Regions from separate parts of the Homo sapiens genome. Here region 2 is linked to region 1. A link is a loop called in an ENCODE intact Hi-C map of the cell type or tissue named here. Cell type or tissue: endothelial cell of umbilical vein. All regions are shown on one strand. Links, peaks and the distances in the headings refer to the core of each region. The heading gives the core; the rest is flanking DNA.

Region 1 (8,456 bases), core at 171-8,170:
TCTGTGACTTTGTCTTCTCTGTACCTCAGTTCTGTCATCTATATAATGCACGCATAGGAACAATCGGTGACTAGAAAGTAGATTGAAAGATACCTCGCCATCCAATACCTGACTGTAAAGATTATATGAGTGTAAACAGCACACTCCAAGACCACCCATTGGTATAACCAGGGGAGGGACTTTTCCTTTTCAGGACCCCTTTAGACCCTAACTTTGTTTGTTGGGGGAAAACAATCAAGACCAGGCCTGAGCTTTCATAAAACCTTTGTAGTATTTAATAACTTCCTAATTTTTTGTGTAAACCAAAGTTTTCGACTCCATCTTTTTTTTTTTTTTGCACAATGTCTTGGGCACCAGAGACTGAGCTCTTTTCTCTTTCCTTTCCACTTCTCCTTCCTGGGAGATGCCTAGAGACAGAGGTCTAGGAGTGGTGACTGTCACAGTGAAGGGCTGGCAGGAAGAGCAGGCAGACCAGAAAGAGATGGAAGCATGAGGAACATAAAATCATTCCATCGATTTAAGCATTTTCAATGTATGATTCCTTTCTACCCTAGAAAAGCAGAGACCAGCACCCCAGCACTGCCCCCAAAACCATGTTGTCCTACTACGTGTCACCTCTACAGGACCAGCTGAAATTAGCAACTGGGTGTGAGAATCCTGAAACCCATTTTGATTCTTGTTAATTGCAACCTCCAGGCTAACCTTTGCCCCTCCTAATCTTCACCCTCCTGCCCTGGATGGGTTGGCTCTGGATACCAGAAAGAGCCTGGGCACCTGGGTGAGCTGTCTGGATGCACCACACAAACTAGAAATCAGGCTGGAGAGAGTGCTAGAATCACCAGCACACCAAGCACACCTTTCCTCCCTTCAACTCTTTCTGGAATAATCTGGGCAACAAACACACATTTTAAAAATTCATTATATTAAAAAAAAAGAAAAAAAACCCATAGTGAACCGAGGTGGAAAATAGTCCTGGCATGAGTGTTGGGAAGCCTGTCATCCCAGAAACCAGGGCCCTGGAATTGTTTCTTTGCCCTTCCTTCCTTCTGCCTTACCTGTACATTGAATACCTTACCTGTACATTGAACTCATGCTGTCTCTAGAATGCACATTTTCTTACCCACCTCAAGTTGCTACTTAGCCTCAAAACAGACTGCCATAGACAAAGTCTGCAATGTGCTTTGATCTTATCGGGGAATGGTGCCCCACTGGTGCGCCAATGGTTATACACGACTCAGGCAAATTTGCCAAGTCTTTCTTAAAAAAAAAAGTGTGCTTTCCCATGTGCCAGATATTATTCCCACAACTTTTTTATGAAGGAGAGAATGAATGAGGGTTTAAGTCCCATTTTACAGACTGACAACCTGAGATACAGAGAAGTTATGTAAATTTGCTCAAACCACACATGGAATCATATTCCCTTCGGACTGTCAACCACTCACTCTCCTTCCTTTCAGTTTGGCAGGTTTCAAAAATGTTCAATTTATGCCACAGATTTTGTAGGCGTTACAATTACTAACCCAGATTTGGTAGGGAATGGTGATGGTAGAGCCATTAACTAAACATATTACCAAATAAGCCCATTTTTACTTAAAAGATACTAAAAGGTACAATGTCTCACTTAAAGATAACCAACGATACATTGTAGAAGCCTGGAAATCAATGAATCCAGTTCAAGTGAAACATACTGGGATAAACTATACACTCTCCAGGCCTATTGGGCTACTTCTAGATCCCTAAAGGATCCTCTCCGGGCTTATCCACACTCATCCTTCAGGTTTCAATTTCGACATCATTTCCTCTGCTGGCTACCCAGAGGAACTGTGGAAGTCGGGGTGAGGTGGCCCCTTGTGTGCTAGCAGTGCAGCACACTGGCTATAGATGTACACCTCAAAGTGCAATTCACACTGGCTGCTAGTTGCCTGCTTGCTGGTCCCTCTCTTCCACAGGTCAACAAAGATAAACCAGCTCAGCTTAGTGCCTGGAACAGAGAGTTGCTCAATAAATATTTGTTGAATGAATAAAGTACAGATGACCCTTGAACAACAGAAGCTTGAACTACGTGGGTCCTCTTATACGCAGATTTTTTTCAAACAACTGTATCCACCTCTCCTGTCTTCCCTTCCACCTCTTCGTCCATCTCTGCCACCCAAGACAGCAAGACCAACCCATCCTCTTACTCCTCCTCAGCCTAGTCAACATGAAGACAATGAGAATGAAGACCTTTGTGATGATCCACTTTTGATTAATGAATAGTAAACGTATTTTCTCTTCCTTATGATTTTCTTAGCATAATAACATTCTTTTCGGCCAGGCACAGTGGCTCACGCCTGTAATCCCAGCACTTTCGGAGGCCGAGGTGGGTGGATCATGAGGTCAAGCGATCGAGACCAGCCTGGTCAACATGGTGAAACCCCATCTCTACTAAAAATACAAAAATTAGCTGGGCGTGGTGGTACATGCCTGTAATCCCAGCCACTCGGGAGGCTAAGGTAGGAGAATCACTTGAACCCGGGAGGTAGAGGTTGCAGTGAGCTGAGCTCTGCACTCCAGCCTGGCAACAGACGGAGACTCCGTCTCAAAAACAAACAAAAAACAAAACAAAACAAAACAAAAACCATTCTTTTCTCTAGCATACTTTGTTGAAAGAATACAGTACGTAATGCATATGACATACAAAATATGTTAATCAACTGTAAGGCTTCCAGTCAACAGTAGGCTATTGGTAGTTAGGTTTTAGGGTAGTCAAGAGTTGTAAATGGATTTTTGACTCTAGGGGGTTAGCATCCCCAATCCCCCTGTGTTGTTCAAGGGTCGACTGTACTGCTAAATGTTCAACAGATCTGCAGCCTTTCTTCCCTCCTATATCCTTTTAACTCACAAGTTAACTTGTTGGCAAAACTAACAAGACATTTCTTGGAGCTGTTTTATGTTTATGTTTCTTGCTGTTCTCCAGTATCTATATCTCAATATTACCACTATGAGTGAAGAGCTAGGAATCAAAGCTGACCTGAGAAAGTTTAGCAGAGGCTAAAAAAATATACTGTAGTATGATCTTTCTTCTTCCAGATAGTTAAACAAGAAAGCCAGGCCAGCCACCCACATATTTCTTCTACTTCCCATGATGAGGACATTCATATTTGCTCTGCCTGCCACCCAATATTCATAACTCCAGAATATATACTGACTGCTTTCTTATTTGCTTTTTGTTTTGTTTCGTTTTTGAGACAGGGTCTTGCTCTGTCACCCAGGCTGGAGTGCAGTGGCACAATCTTGGCTCACTGCAGCCTCGACCTCCCAGGCTCAAGTGATCCTCCCACCTCAGCCTCCCAAGTATCTGGGATCACAGGCATGCACCACCATGTCAGGCTGATTTTTAATGTTTTGTTGTTGTTGTTGTTGTTGTTGTTGTTTGTAGAGACGGAGTCTCACTACATTGCCTGAGCTGGTCTTAAACTCCTGGGCTCAAGTGATCCACCCACCTTGGCCTCCCAAAGTGTTGGGATTACAGGCATGAGTTACCATGCCCAACCTATTTGGTATTTTAATAGTACCCATTAACTGCTTTCTGAACTGAGTTTCAGCCAATACAAAAGAAAGGGTTCCAGATCTTTCAGTTCCTTAGGGCTCTCTTGAACACTGTACAAATTAGGGAAGGCTGGGGAAACTGGAGTAAAAGACACGGAACTGAGCCATTAGGCATGGTCTCTCCAGGTCCCTTTGCTTCCTGGTTTCTATTGAGTTTGCATTTTTCTATTTTATCCTTAAAGGGGAGGGTGAGATGGAGGAATCGTGTCTCCTTGGCATGGTCTGTTACAACCTTAGGGAAGTGCTTGGTTTTGTCTGTTAGAATCAGCCATTTCCTCCTTTTTTGTTATGTTTCATCCAGGAGGGAATGCTTCCTCACTGGCCTCCCCCTTCCACTTCTGTCCCCTCCAATCCAGTGTCTACCCAGCAGCCTTTCAAAAAATGTAAATGGATGATGTCATTCCCTGATGAAATCCTGTAGCTTCCCTATGCATTTTGGATAAAATCCAGGTTCCCCTACTTGGCCTGCAAGGTCTCTGGTGACGTGGCTCCTGCCCCTCCTTCAACCTTTCCCCTTACTGCATTCTGACCTCACTGGCCTTCCTTAGGTTCCCCAAACTTGCCAAGCTCTTTGCTTTTTGCACATGCTGTTCTCTAAGCCTGGAATATTCTTCCCAATTCATTTCTTGGCTGACCACTCCTTAGTTTCTGCTCCCAGCTGGAACATCACCTCCTCGGAGACTGCCTTATCTAATGCAAATACTCTTTCCTGGCACCTGATCTTTCCCTTTACTGCACTTATAACCACATGAAATTGTTCACTTGTGCATTGTCTGCTTCGTTGTTAAGACATAAGCTCAGCCAGGTCAGGGTCCACCTCTGGCTTTTCTTCAGCCTTGTTTTTTGAAACTTCTACACACCCAAGGCCTAGCACAGTGAGTGTCTCCTGGTAGGCACACAATGCATATTTGCTGAATGAATCATAGGAACCTGTAAAGGAAATAATTGTAATGCATCCAAAACAAAGTTCTATGTCCTTAAATCCATAAGGGCATTAAACTGTTCATAATATCTATTTTGGGAAATGTGGGATCTTCTTTTCTTCTAGTTACTTTCTAGATCAGGCTCTGAGTTGATTTCTTCTTGAAAATAGAATCTAGCCCTAACTTTTGATCCATCTCATTAGCGGCAGGCTTTCTTGGGACAGACAAGAAAAGTTGGGAGTTGGGAGACTGTGGCAGAGCCCCTTCGACAAACAGCTGGTATGGCTCAGTGCAATTTTGTTGCCTTATGTTTGGAGGCAATCAGAATGCTTTTTGTGATTAAGTAGACAGGATGCATTTATACAGGGCTAAGTTTGTCCTCAGAATCCTTTGGAGAAATTCCTTTTGATTTATGTTGGGTGTGTACACTCATTCATGTGGCAATTTGTCTTATTTAAAGCCACGTTCTTGGTTTTCAAGTTTTCCTTCTACTCTGTGTCCTTCATCCATGAAGTTAGCCTTACTATTGCATCTCTATCCTGTCATCCCCCTTCTCCTGGGTTTGCAGGTCTCTAATGCCATAGTTGTAGGTTTCTCAGCACTTTTTCTCTTGAGTCTCCAGGAGGCTGAAAAGGCCTTAGATTAGAAGCTTTTTCAGTGTCTGAAGAAGATTTTAAGAAGTGATGCCCTCAGGCACAGATTTCTGTTCTTAGCCAAACATAGGTGCTCTTCATTTTCTGATAACTGACCATTGATCAGCCGTTTCACAGACATCTCAATGAATTACCCTTTCTTTAAAAGGCCCCCTTGTTCCTGTTACTGACCTTTTGTAACTTACACATTTAAGTCTTAACCTTCTGGGTCCTGTCCTCTCATTACTCATCTTTTTTCCTTTTTAAGTCATTATTTACCATCTAGGAAGCTCCCTCTGCATGCCCTCAGGCCTGTATCCTATCTAGTGTTTTAGTCATAGGCATGCCATTCATTTGTACTTAAAGCCTCCTCCTGTCTTTCTGCTTACCTACCCTGGTCTACAGCTTGTTTTATTACAGGAGGGCCACACATAACCCTTCAGCTCTGCAGAGATGCACTTTGTATGTCTCAAACCTCTGTCCATTTGCACCTCCTGCTCTGGCTGCTGCTTTTTTTCACTTGATTTCCCCCTGAAACTTGCCAAACAAATCCAGGTGTACAATATACCCCAGTAACATTCAGCATATTTCTGACTCTTTCTGAAACCGTAAGCTTAATTATCTCCAGATCTTAGCCAATGACCTCTATGTCAACCTTGCAGAAAGATGAGGAAAGGGTGGATAGGAGAAAAAGCCAAATGACCTGCCAAATCTTTTAACCTGCCTAATAAATATTAATCTGCTTCAGTTTACTGCTGACATCAGTCCCTCTACCCACTGAGCCCTTTGACACAGCTAGTAGCCCAGGACAAGTGCATAAGAAAACCAAGGGCTCTCACAAGGGCTTTATAGTGAACAGATGATATCTTCATGGAAGCGGTGTGCCCCTAGCTACAAGCACTCAGAGCCTAGATCTTAAGACAACTCCAACAAGCAGCAGGCTGTGTAATGTATATGGACGATGTGGATTCCGGAGCCAGCTGCCTGGGGTCCTGTTCTGGCTCTGTCACCTAGGAAGGTGTTTGAGCAGGTCACTTAACCTCTTATGCCTGTTTTTTCCCCTATAAAATAAGAATACTAATAGCACCTTCATCAAAGGGTAGATGTGAGGCTTGAATGAATTAATATGTATAAAGCAATCAGAACAGTGCCTGGCAATAATTATTAAATTTTTACCCGTAGAACTGAAACTTACATTTACTGGGCACATGGTATGTACCAGATTATTTGTGCTTTAAAAACAGTAATTCAGTTAATCTTCTTATCATTTGAGGCAATAATCATCCTTATTGTAAAGAAGAAAAGAAAAATTAAATTAAAAAGTAGAAAGAGCTATGGCTAAAGGCCTCACCCTCTCCACTACCTACCCCATTAGATTCCTTTTAGGATTACTGGGCTTTGTATACTTTGGTAGGTATCAACCACATATCAAACCATGTATGCCTTTAATTTTTCCACATCACTCTTTTGTTATTCATATGAGATAAAACATATGCATAAAAACAAAACACCAGCAAGTATTCCAAAATGTTACTACTGGGTGACAGGATTATGGGTACTATTTTTCTTCTCTCTTTTCTATGTCTTGCAAATTGTTTACAATTAATGTTTATTATTTTAATTATCAGATAATAGTAAAATTAGCCTTATTTTTTCTTAATAGAATGAGTCTAAGGGTCTAAATTTTCTACATTTTTAAAGGAACATCTTCTCTAGGAAATGGAAGTGCCTATCCTGAGAGCATATGTGGGCAGCAGAAAGACTCCACACTAGTTGGTGAAGGGGATTACTTTGAGAGCTCCAATAACTGCTGAAAATAGCCAGTGGAGGAAGAAGCAGGGTTTCTGTGAAACTAGTATCAGTAGAGAGAGACAAATACCTCCTGAAAAAATTCAGTCTAGGCCTTTCTTTCCCTATCCTCTATCATTAGCCTACAGTAACAGACTAGTGTTCCCAGAGAACAATACAAATCTCTACAGCGAACCATTATTCATTACTTTAATACCAGATTATAGCTTATAAAGCACTTCCCAAACATTATTTCATTTGGCCCTCAATAATCCTAAAAGGCAAGTAAAGCAAGTATTATTTATCCCCATTTAACAGATGCAGAGACAGCCTCATAGAGGGACAGTTATTCGCTCAAGGTCAGGACTTCTAAGCCACACGACTGGCACAGCAGGGTCTCATACTCTAATTTTTAAGCTCTCTTGTTCCATACTGCCTTTGGATTCTGTGATCCTAAAAGTCCATTGATACAGTAGCAAACATTTAATACCAAAAGCCTCTTTAAAGGGGAAGCTTCAGAAGAAGAAAGTAGACTGACTGAAATTCAGATGAGACCCCTCTCTCAAGTCCAACTGTCCCTAGATCTAGAGAAATGATGAAGTCCCTACCCCTGACACCCAGACAGCATTCCTGCCCCTACAAGAACTTTCTAGCGCCGGTCACACTGCTGAAATGATGCAGGATATATTAAGATAGATATTTCAAGGCCAGGTGCAGTGGCTCACGCCTCTAATCCCAGCACTTTGGGAGGCCAAAGCAGGCAGATCACTTGAGGTCAGGAGTTTGAGACCAACCTGGTCAACATGGTGAAACACTATCTCTATTAAAAATACAAAAACTAGCTGGTTGTGGTGGCTCACACCTGTAATCCCAGCTACTCAGGAGGCTGAGGCATGAGAACCACTTGAACCCAGGAGGTGGAGGAAGGTTGCAATGAGCTGAGATCATGCCACTGCACTCCAGCCTGGGTGACAGAGTGAGACTCTGTCTCAAAAATAAATAAATAAATAAAAGAAAGAAAGAAAGAAAAAAAAAAGATATTTCATGCTGAAACCCAGAGCCTAGTCACATCTATACCTAGCCCAATCATCCATTCATTCAATCAACTATTGCTAAGGGCTAACCACAGGCCACACATTGGATTAGGCACTGGACTCGTGGCAAAACAGACACGATCCTTCCCTTTGTGGAATTATAAATTAATGGGAAGAAAGCCAAAATTAACTGAATAAATATATACATACACGCCATAAGTCCTGGGAAAAGAGACCATGAGAGCAGCCCACACTCAGCATGCCTCCCTCTCCTTGTCATTCACTTTTACACAGTCGGTGTAGACACTTGCTTCCCCCAGTCGCATGCCCCAGGGAGGGCAGGTATCCAAGCATCAGTCCTCAAAGTTGCCATTACCTTATGGAGTGCTCTGAGCCAGGCTGGGGGCCAAACTGTTTCTGCACAGCTTCTTACCATCCTTACAGCCAACCTTGAAGGCAGGTGACTTTCTGCTATTAGTCCCTACTTTATT
Region 2 (8,456 bases), core at 382-8,381, 65 kb after region 1:
GAGGCTGAGGCAGGAGAATTGCTTGAATCCGGGAGAGAGGTTGTGGTAAGCTGAGATGATGCCATTGCACTCCAGCCTGGGCAACAAGAGCAAAAACTCTGCCAAAAAAAAAAAAAAGAAAAAGAAAAAGCATGTTACAAAACAGTATGATCACCTTTTGGAAAAAAGGATTACTATTGACATAAATGATGGTAATACAGCAGCCTATATATATAAAAGAAAAGAGGTGGGCTGGGTGTGGTGGCTCATGCCTATAATCCCAGCACTTTGGGAGGCCGAGGAGGGCAGATCACCTGAGGTCAGGAGTTTGAGACCAGCCTGACCAACATGGTGAAACCCTGTCTCTACTAAAAATACAAAATTAGCCAGGCGTGGTGGCACATGCCTGTAATACCAGCTACTTTGGAGGCCGAGGCAGGAGAATGGCTTGAACCCAGGAAATCGAGGTTGCAGTGAGCTGAGAACGTGCCATTACGCTCCAGCCTGGGCAACAAGAGCAAAACTCCGTCTCAGATTAAAAAAAAGAAAAGAGCTGGAGGAATTTCTACCCAACAGTAAATAATGATTTGGGGGTAGGAGGATAATTAAGATTTCATGGGATATTCACTGTATATCTGTTATTTCTGTAAGATTTGAATTTTTATAACAAATACTAATTTTTAAATGAGAAAAATCAGTGTTTAAAAGGCAAAATAAGAAACATTATCCTATTACAGATTTTAAATTTTACTATATACTGATAACCTTAAACTGTGTGTGAGTAGGCAATTAACGATGATAGGAAAATGGATGCAGGAAATGCTTCTCTGGTCTCCTTTCAAAATGATAACAAACATCACTGTTTAGAACCCCTTTCATCATACCTTAAATCTTCCCATGAACCTGCTGAAGCAGGCATTTGTGGTTAATATTTGGGCCTTGGCAGACTTACATCCTGGTCTGAATCCTGTCTCTCTGTCTTATAACTGTATGACCTTGGGCAAGTGCTTTAATTGCTCTGTGCCTCAGTTTATCTGTCAAGTGGGGCCAATAATAATACTACAAAGGGGTGTTCTGAGGATGAATTGAGCTACTGTTTGTAAAATGCCTAGAACAGTGACTGGCATTTAACAAACACCTAATAAAGAGTTTAGCCATCATTCTTTTTTTTTTTTTTTTTTTGAGACAGCATCTCAAAAAATGGCACGATGGAGTACAATGGTGCAATTTCGGCTCACCACAAGCTCCATCTCCCAGGTTCAAGCAATTCTCCTGCCTCAGCTACTGTAATCCCGAGTAGCTGGGATTAAAGGCATGCACCACTACGGCCGGCTACTTTTGTATTTCTAATAGAGATGGGGGTTTCTTCATGTTGGTCAGGCTGGTCTTGAACTCCCTACCTCAGGTGATCTGCCCGCCTCGGCCTCCCAAAGTGCTGGGATTACAGGCATGAGCCATTGCTCCTGGCCCATTCTTTTAACCTCATTTAGAGAGAAAACTCTGGATACAAATGATACATTAATCTCAAATCTCCCCTCCCCCACAAATACTCCAGAATCCTAACATTTATTCCCACTACCCTCCTCCCCCACCCAGATCAGCATTTTGTCACACACTCATGGGTATTGGCTTCCATTCCTTCATAGAGCCCTTGTTCCTGGCACCTCATGCTCTAACCTATTACCTAGATTCAGTTCTTTTGAATTTTCCTTTTATCTCTTTACAGTTCGGCTTAAATGGCTTCAGTGGTTTCCCATTGCCAAAAGTTTAAATTTCAAACAACTTTGTTTGTCCCTTCACACATTGGCCTCATCCTGCCACTATGGTCCATTCACTATTCCCCAAGAACCACAAGAGCATTCCTAATCCTGAGCCTTTGCCTCCAGTGACTGGCCTCCTCCCAACCTGCTTAATCCCATCATCTCAAAATCCCAGTGGCGTCATACTGCATATTCAAGAAAGCTGTCAACCATTCAAATCCAATCACGTCTATTTTGAATTCCTTGAACACCTCAAATCCTGGCCCTTGTTCTAATTTGAGACCCAATCGCAGTCATCCTTACCCTGTTACATGGCTTTGGGGGTTGAGGGTGTCATATGTATATTCAATAAGCATTTATTGATCAGGCTTTAGACATTTAGAAATGAGGAAGACAAAGAGTCCTTGCCCTCACTGAGCTCATGATCCATTAGAAGAGATAGGGAGTAAACAAATAATTGCTTTGTTACTTTGTAACAAAGTACATTGGCCATATCCTATATCAGAAGCACATATAAGACACAATAGGGGCCCAAAGATAGAAACAATCAGGAAAGAATGAGCCAACATTGAGGGCATGAAGTGTGTGTCTCATCTTTCCTGCTCTCAACCAAATTTGCCTTCCTGGCTGATCAAAAACATGGAGCTGGATCTGAAATATTTTGAGATCCTGTCCTACTTAAGCTCTAAAAATGACAGGCTCTGACCGGTTTCCCCTCCCCAGCACCTGCCTCTCCCTGGAGTATATTTCCATCTTCCTTTCTATTTAGTTCACCTCTACCTGCCTATTTATTTGTTTAAAATGTGAACCAACTGGTCGGGGACAGTAATCTAATTCTGCATTTGGTTTGAGGCCAATGCATTGAGGGCATTCAATAAATAATGGTGTTTGGTGAGCCTTTCCTAGATCCTGGCTGCTTATGTCCAAGATGAAGCTAGGACCTTCAGAAGCAAGCTCAAGAGATGATGAATGAAGGAAGGTGGAGCTCCGAAGACCATGAAGGTAAATTTGCTCTGGTTGCCTGGCCCAGAGATTACGCACCTGTGTGTTGGATTGCTGGGTTGAAGCCTGTGACATGCAAATGTTACTTCCGTGCATCGGCTAGGGTGTGCCCTTCTTCCTGACATGGTTTTCCCTGATTCAATCTGGGTAAAAGTACACAAAGGCTTCCTTCCTATGGGCATACAGGCCTGTGTTTACTTGCCTTCATTAAGGAAATTCTCCTTCCTGTGGGTGGGTGGTTCTGGGAGGGGTGAAACAGGTGTCTCTGTGGGATTGAATGGGCTGTCCCAAGGGAGGATGAGCAGGGAGAAGATGGAGAGTCCTTAAACTAAAATCTCATGAACAATATGTGTTTATCCATTCATCAAGGCATCCTTCCTGTCCATCCACTGAATGATAGGCACTCAAGTTACAAAGCTGAATATTATGGGACTTGGCTCATGGGAAAGCCTCAATAAATATTTCCTGCATTAATGATTTAAATTAATACATTGGCTTTACTTTAAATATTTCCTACCAGTGTGACATTGTACTTTCGGTACAACAGATACTATCCAGTATATTTCAGCCCACAGTTAAAAGAGGGATGGCCTGCATAAAAAGGATATTCCAGCATATTCCCTACATTCCTGGACTTCGATCCCCCATTTCCTCACTTTTAACCTTCTTCCCATTTATGTATGCATGCAGCCCCTTTGGTTTGACCCACTGCTTGGTTTCACCTGGCCTCTGACAGGCAATTCAAATACAGATTGCTTGCAGGCAACTCTAGGTGGTTCCAACTTAGCCTGCAGCTCTCCTTTTTTAAGCTGCAGATTCACCAGCAGCAAGGAGCTAGAGAGACACCTGGGGTGCTGGCTCCCAGTTTCAGTGAGATCATCCGGCTTTTGGGCATTTTGGCTTGCACAGCTGTATCTCCCATTCTCCATCTGTAGAACGGCAATGATGCCAACCAGCTCAGAGACAGAGCAAGGGCTGGTGAGCTCATAGCTGGAAAGGATGTACCCAAGAACAAAACAATATTATGAGGCAAAATTCTGATTTTATGGTCCCTCAATAGCAAGTCTCATACTGTTTCTGGCTTTTCTGCTTCTGTGATTTTGCCACATTACTTCCAAGGAGGAGGTCTGAATAATTAGTATGACTAGTCTTCTCAAGCACAGGCTCCCATATTTAGAATGGATTTGGCACCTGGCTGTGGCTGGCTGCTAATCAAACACGCCAGCAGGTGAGCGTGAAGAGCACCTGGCTTAAAGAAGCACTTCTGACGCGGGAGAGCATATTTTAAAGTGTCACTCAAAGCTGGATTCAATTACATGACAAGTTTGAAAAGAAATCATGTTACAAAATGAGAAAGCGATCTTTATGCTTAAAGATGCAGAAATCTTTGCAGATTACAGCTAACGACACACGTAGACACACACACAAAGACACCAATGAATTATTTCCCTCACCCCCTCACAGGGTATACAAAACAAATTCTTTGAGCGTGAACTATGGGGGTCTCTTTAGAAGAAAACTCCCCCTTTATCTGCTTGTAATAATCTGGCAGCTGACAAAAATGTTAGCAACATAACACAAGAGAGGAGCTAAAATCTAAAATAAACACCATTCAGAAAGGAAAATAGCAAAACCAATGTATAAGCAAAATTATGGTTACAAGAGTAACCATAATTACTCTCGTATTATAACTTTCTAACATAAAAGTGAACAAGCAGACATTATTTTGAGTTTTAAAAAAGAAGTTTGCAGAAATAAGATTCCTTTAGGGAAAACGTCGTCTAACCTAAAATCAGCCCAAAGGTGACTGGAAGAGGCAGTCAACATTCATTTTATTCTTGTGTGCCAAGTAAGAACTTCCCATTTACTTAACGGGGGAAGGAAGAGTAACGCTGTAGTGGTGTCTTCACATTTGCCCCTTCTCCCCAGAAAACTTTACCCAGGAATACTGGCTAATAGGAAACACAGGCCCATGAAGCCCTCACTTACATGTTTCGTTGTCTTCTTGAGTTTTGGGTCCCAAGTCTGGGAAGCATCAGAGCCAGGCAGCCGCCCTTGCTTACCACCATATCCACAACAGGCCAGCAATGAGATTGGCATGGGAGAGGAGGGCAGCCCAGAGGGAAGAGGAAGAGGCTCTTACTCACCACGCACTCAGAGCTGGCACTGGTTATAAAAACAATAGAACTCCCCCGTGTAGGTGCACCTCCCAGCCAACTTGCCTCACCACCAATTTGCAGCAATAGACCTTGCTGTGGGCATGAAAGGGAAGGGAGCTGGGATGTGGGGATGTGGAAGAAACCCCAAGCACTTTTTGGAGAAATATTCATTTCAGGGTGGCTTTTGTGAATCCAGAGGCTCTTCAGAGGCTATCTACCTCAACAGTAGGTAGCAGGGAGTGATACATGGGTTTATTAGGTACTCAGTAAGTGGCTGTGGATTGTTCCATTGGGGTTATTTAGAACATCCCCTTATAACTAGAGCTAGTCTACTGAGGGACACTAGCCAAAGATTGAGCAGTTGACTTGTGACTGCCTCAAGGGGACTGCCTTACCATGTCTGGGGGATAGCGATTCTCTCTCTCCCCAAAGCTCACTTCGGTATCTACACGGTTAAGGGCTTACTGGTCCGTAGGAGTTCTTGGTTGGTCTGTGTCATTCGAGACTGAATGCCCCTCCCTTCCCAAGAGGTTAGGTCACTTTTAGGGTTAGCAAAAGTTTTAGGGTCTTCAGAAGTAGTAAACAAATCACCTCTCTTGATCTGATCCGCATAGCACTCATTCCCTAGGGTCAGACTGCAGAGGTATCGGAGGAAGGAAAAGATAAGATGGGATCATTTCATTTCTATCTTGCTCTTGAATTTGCTTGAAAAATATTAGCTACCTTGCCTTATTCCTGAAGGCCATTTTAGAGCTTTGCAGATAAAGGCACAGGAAAAAATAAAAAGGAATGGTCTTCCTGGATGAATTATGCTATTTAAAGTTTTGAACCCATTTGGTCTGCTAGCTTTGTATGCCAGAAAATTAACCTTTAACTAGATCCTTTTGAAAGAATATTTTGACTAAAAAAGAAAACTTTTTGTAAAGACATGAGGTCTCACTCTTTCACTCAGGCATAATGCAGCAGTGTGATCATAGCTTACTACAGCCTTGAACTCCTAGGCGCAAGCGATCCTCCTGCCTCGCCTCCTGAGTAGCTAGAACTACAGATGTGCACCACCACATCTGGCTGATTTTTTTTTTGTTGAAACAGGGTCTTGCTATGCTGCTTACTCAAAATATTTTATATTTTTACTTTTAGTTTTAATTTTTTTGGGTACATAGTAGGTATATATAAACATATTTTTGATTTAATTCAATACTTATGTCAGAGGCAACCCATGCATTGGAAATAGCTAACACTAATCAACCAACCATCTAACATCTGTTATAAATATACAACATCAGATAATTCATTTCTGGATTTTCTACACATTTGGTGCTATTAAAAAATTAGGATGAACGAAAGCAGAGATGGAAGTCTCTATCTGTTGACTCATCTAACAGGTTTGGCAAAAGCTTTCTTTGACCTCTCCAAGAAGATAACCTCTTAGGTGTCCAGCTCATAGTCACCCCACCTAACCTCCAATCCCAGTTTGTGTTGGGTGGTGTTGACTACTTCCCCGGAGCTACCAAGATGCCACTCAGCACACGAATTGAGTCATTAAACCCTGCCAGACCTGACCTCTAGGAGGGGAAAGGTATTTTAGGAGAGGCACTGAGCCCAGTTCCCTTCATCCTCCCTCCCAAGGCACTCGCCCTGACTCAGAGACTGGAGTCCTTGGTTTTGGTTCATAATCCCCAGGCCTAGTGATGAGGGTGGTTTCCCCAGTGCAAGCAATTGAAAAGTTTCGACTGAACACATTCCCACAACTTCCAAAACTTGGATTCATTCTTAAAGCACACAGAGTTGCCATTCTGGGTAGAATTCTTTACCTTCACAGTTTGTTTCTCCTTCAGCAAGTCTCTCGTTGCCTGATGGAGCCAGTGATTGTGAAGTTACCACCAGCTTCTAAAGATCCTGAGCATAGCCTTCTTCTCAAAAAATTATAAAGGAAACACTGAATTTCACACAGGAAAAAAGAGAAAAGGAGCATGAATTATTCAGAGTAATCTTCCCTTTTGAGGCCTTTCTTTTCCCTGAATATAATGATTCTTCTAACATTCTCATTTTTACTACCACAGTTCCGTTCTTGATCATATTACCAGGGTGAGGCCAAGCCCTCAGTCTTCACATTTTCATTAGACCTAGAAAAACAACGGGAAACAGAGAGCCTGTGCCTATTGCATCTGCAAGAGTTTTGGTTCAACCTCTGTGGGTCCATCTTTTCTTGATACAGTGGGCTCATACAGAGAAGCACTGATATTTTCTTTCTTTGGAAAACCCCTGATTTCTTAAATAGGAGTATATATCATAGAAATATCTTTTCTCTCATCCAGGAATGAATTCAAAGGCTATAATTCTTGGACAATTACAGTAAGTCCTCAGTTAATGTCATTGGTAGGTTCTTAAAAACTACAACTTTAAGCAAAATGATTTCTAGTTAAACCAATTCTACCATAGGCTAATTGATAGAAACAAGAGTTAAATTCCTATGATGTATTTCTGGCCACAAAAACATCACCAAACTTCTAAATAACGACCAAAGAACTTCTAATATTAATCATTGAAATAAATGTGAACTATGTATGCATTTAAGAAAGATTAATAAAAACAAGTAAGATATTTATTTACCTACTTCTTCCAGTTCAGTGCTTTGGTTGGCCATGGCCTGTCTCAGCAGCTCAGGGTGAAAGGTGGTTACCAACCCTAGCCAGGATGTCATCCCATTACAGGGCGCACTCACACACAAACCCATGCTCATTCAGACTGGGACTCTGTAGACACGCCAACTCATCTAACATGCATATCCCTGGGATGTGGGGGAAAACAGAGTCCCTGGGGAAAACCCACACAGACATGGGAAGAAAGTGCAAATTCTACACAGATAGTGACCCCAGCTGGAAATCAATTTTTTTTCCTCATCAATTTATAGTGAAACAGTGTTGAACAAAACAATGTTATTTGAGGACCTGTGGTATAGGTAAATGAGACTGCTAGGCACATTAGGAAAAGTGATTTTAAATTACTAATAGTAGTAATTTCAGGGCTGAAGTAAAAGGCTGCTTCTGAGTCCTTAGCTATACTTTATGTGAAAGTGACTACACAGAAGGTTCATTAAATAATTACCAACTTCTTTCCCTTAGAGTTCCTAATGGTTGGAGTATTTATTAAACAAGTAGGGCTGTGTGTATGTCTTTCCATCATGAAGTCTGTCAAAAATTTTAAAATAGCTGGGTGTTTCTTGAAATATTTGTCACATGGCAATTAAAACAAAGTAATGAAGAACATCTTGAAATTTCAGAACTGCTACAGAAGAAAACAAGCTTTCAATAAAATAAAAGAGACATCAATCACACATTTTACCCATTTATGAAACATGCTCAGGACAAGGTACTCAGACGTGAAGAAGCATTCCCAGGAACCATCTTGGAGAACTGGACTTGGTAACATGAGAGCTGGGAAGTCCCAATTCTTGGTCATGAAGAGTCTACCACGAAGAGAATTGGTTTGGAAACCAGAAGGCTAACTTTTACATGAGGCACCAGGGCTAATGCCCACAGATTTCAGAGAGGAC

The links. Peaks named below come from ENCODE experiments on the same cell type or tissue, not always from the same donor. Only the 100,000 strongest peaks of a DNase experiment are listed, where the experiment ranks them.
Region 2: a loop joins it to region 1, with 3 times the contacts of the local background. A loop is called at or near these places in 3 of 110 quality-filtered maps.

What each region holds. Positions count from the first base shown.
Region 1 is chr4:76,700,265-76,708,720 of GRCh38, reverse strand. The region is part of intron 2 of SHROOM3 (shroom family member 3); the gene reads right to left. Among named protein-coding and RNA genes, the nearest start is that of SHROOM3-AS1, 98 kb to the left of the region's middle. In endothelial cell of umbilical vein, for the core only: no CTCF peak of the experiment used is centred there; DNase peaks (open chromatin) are centred at 3,950 and 4,400; H3K27ac peaks cover 3,207 bases.
Region 2 is chr4:76,635,917-76,644,372 of GRCh38, reverse strand. The region is part of intron 2 of SHROOM3 (shroom family member 3); the gene reads right to left. LOC105377290 (a long non-coding RNA gene) reads left to right here. Exons shown (of 4, transcript XR_001741404.2): 2 at 2,646-2,741; 3 at 8,184-8,456. Among named protein-coding and RNA genes, the nearest start is that of MIR548AH, 65 kb to the right of the region's middle. In endothelial cell of umbilical vein, for the core only: no CTCF peak of the experiment used is centred there; a DNase peak (open chromatin) is centred at 4,862; H3K27ac peaks cover 927 bases.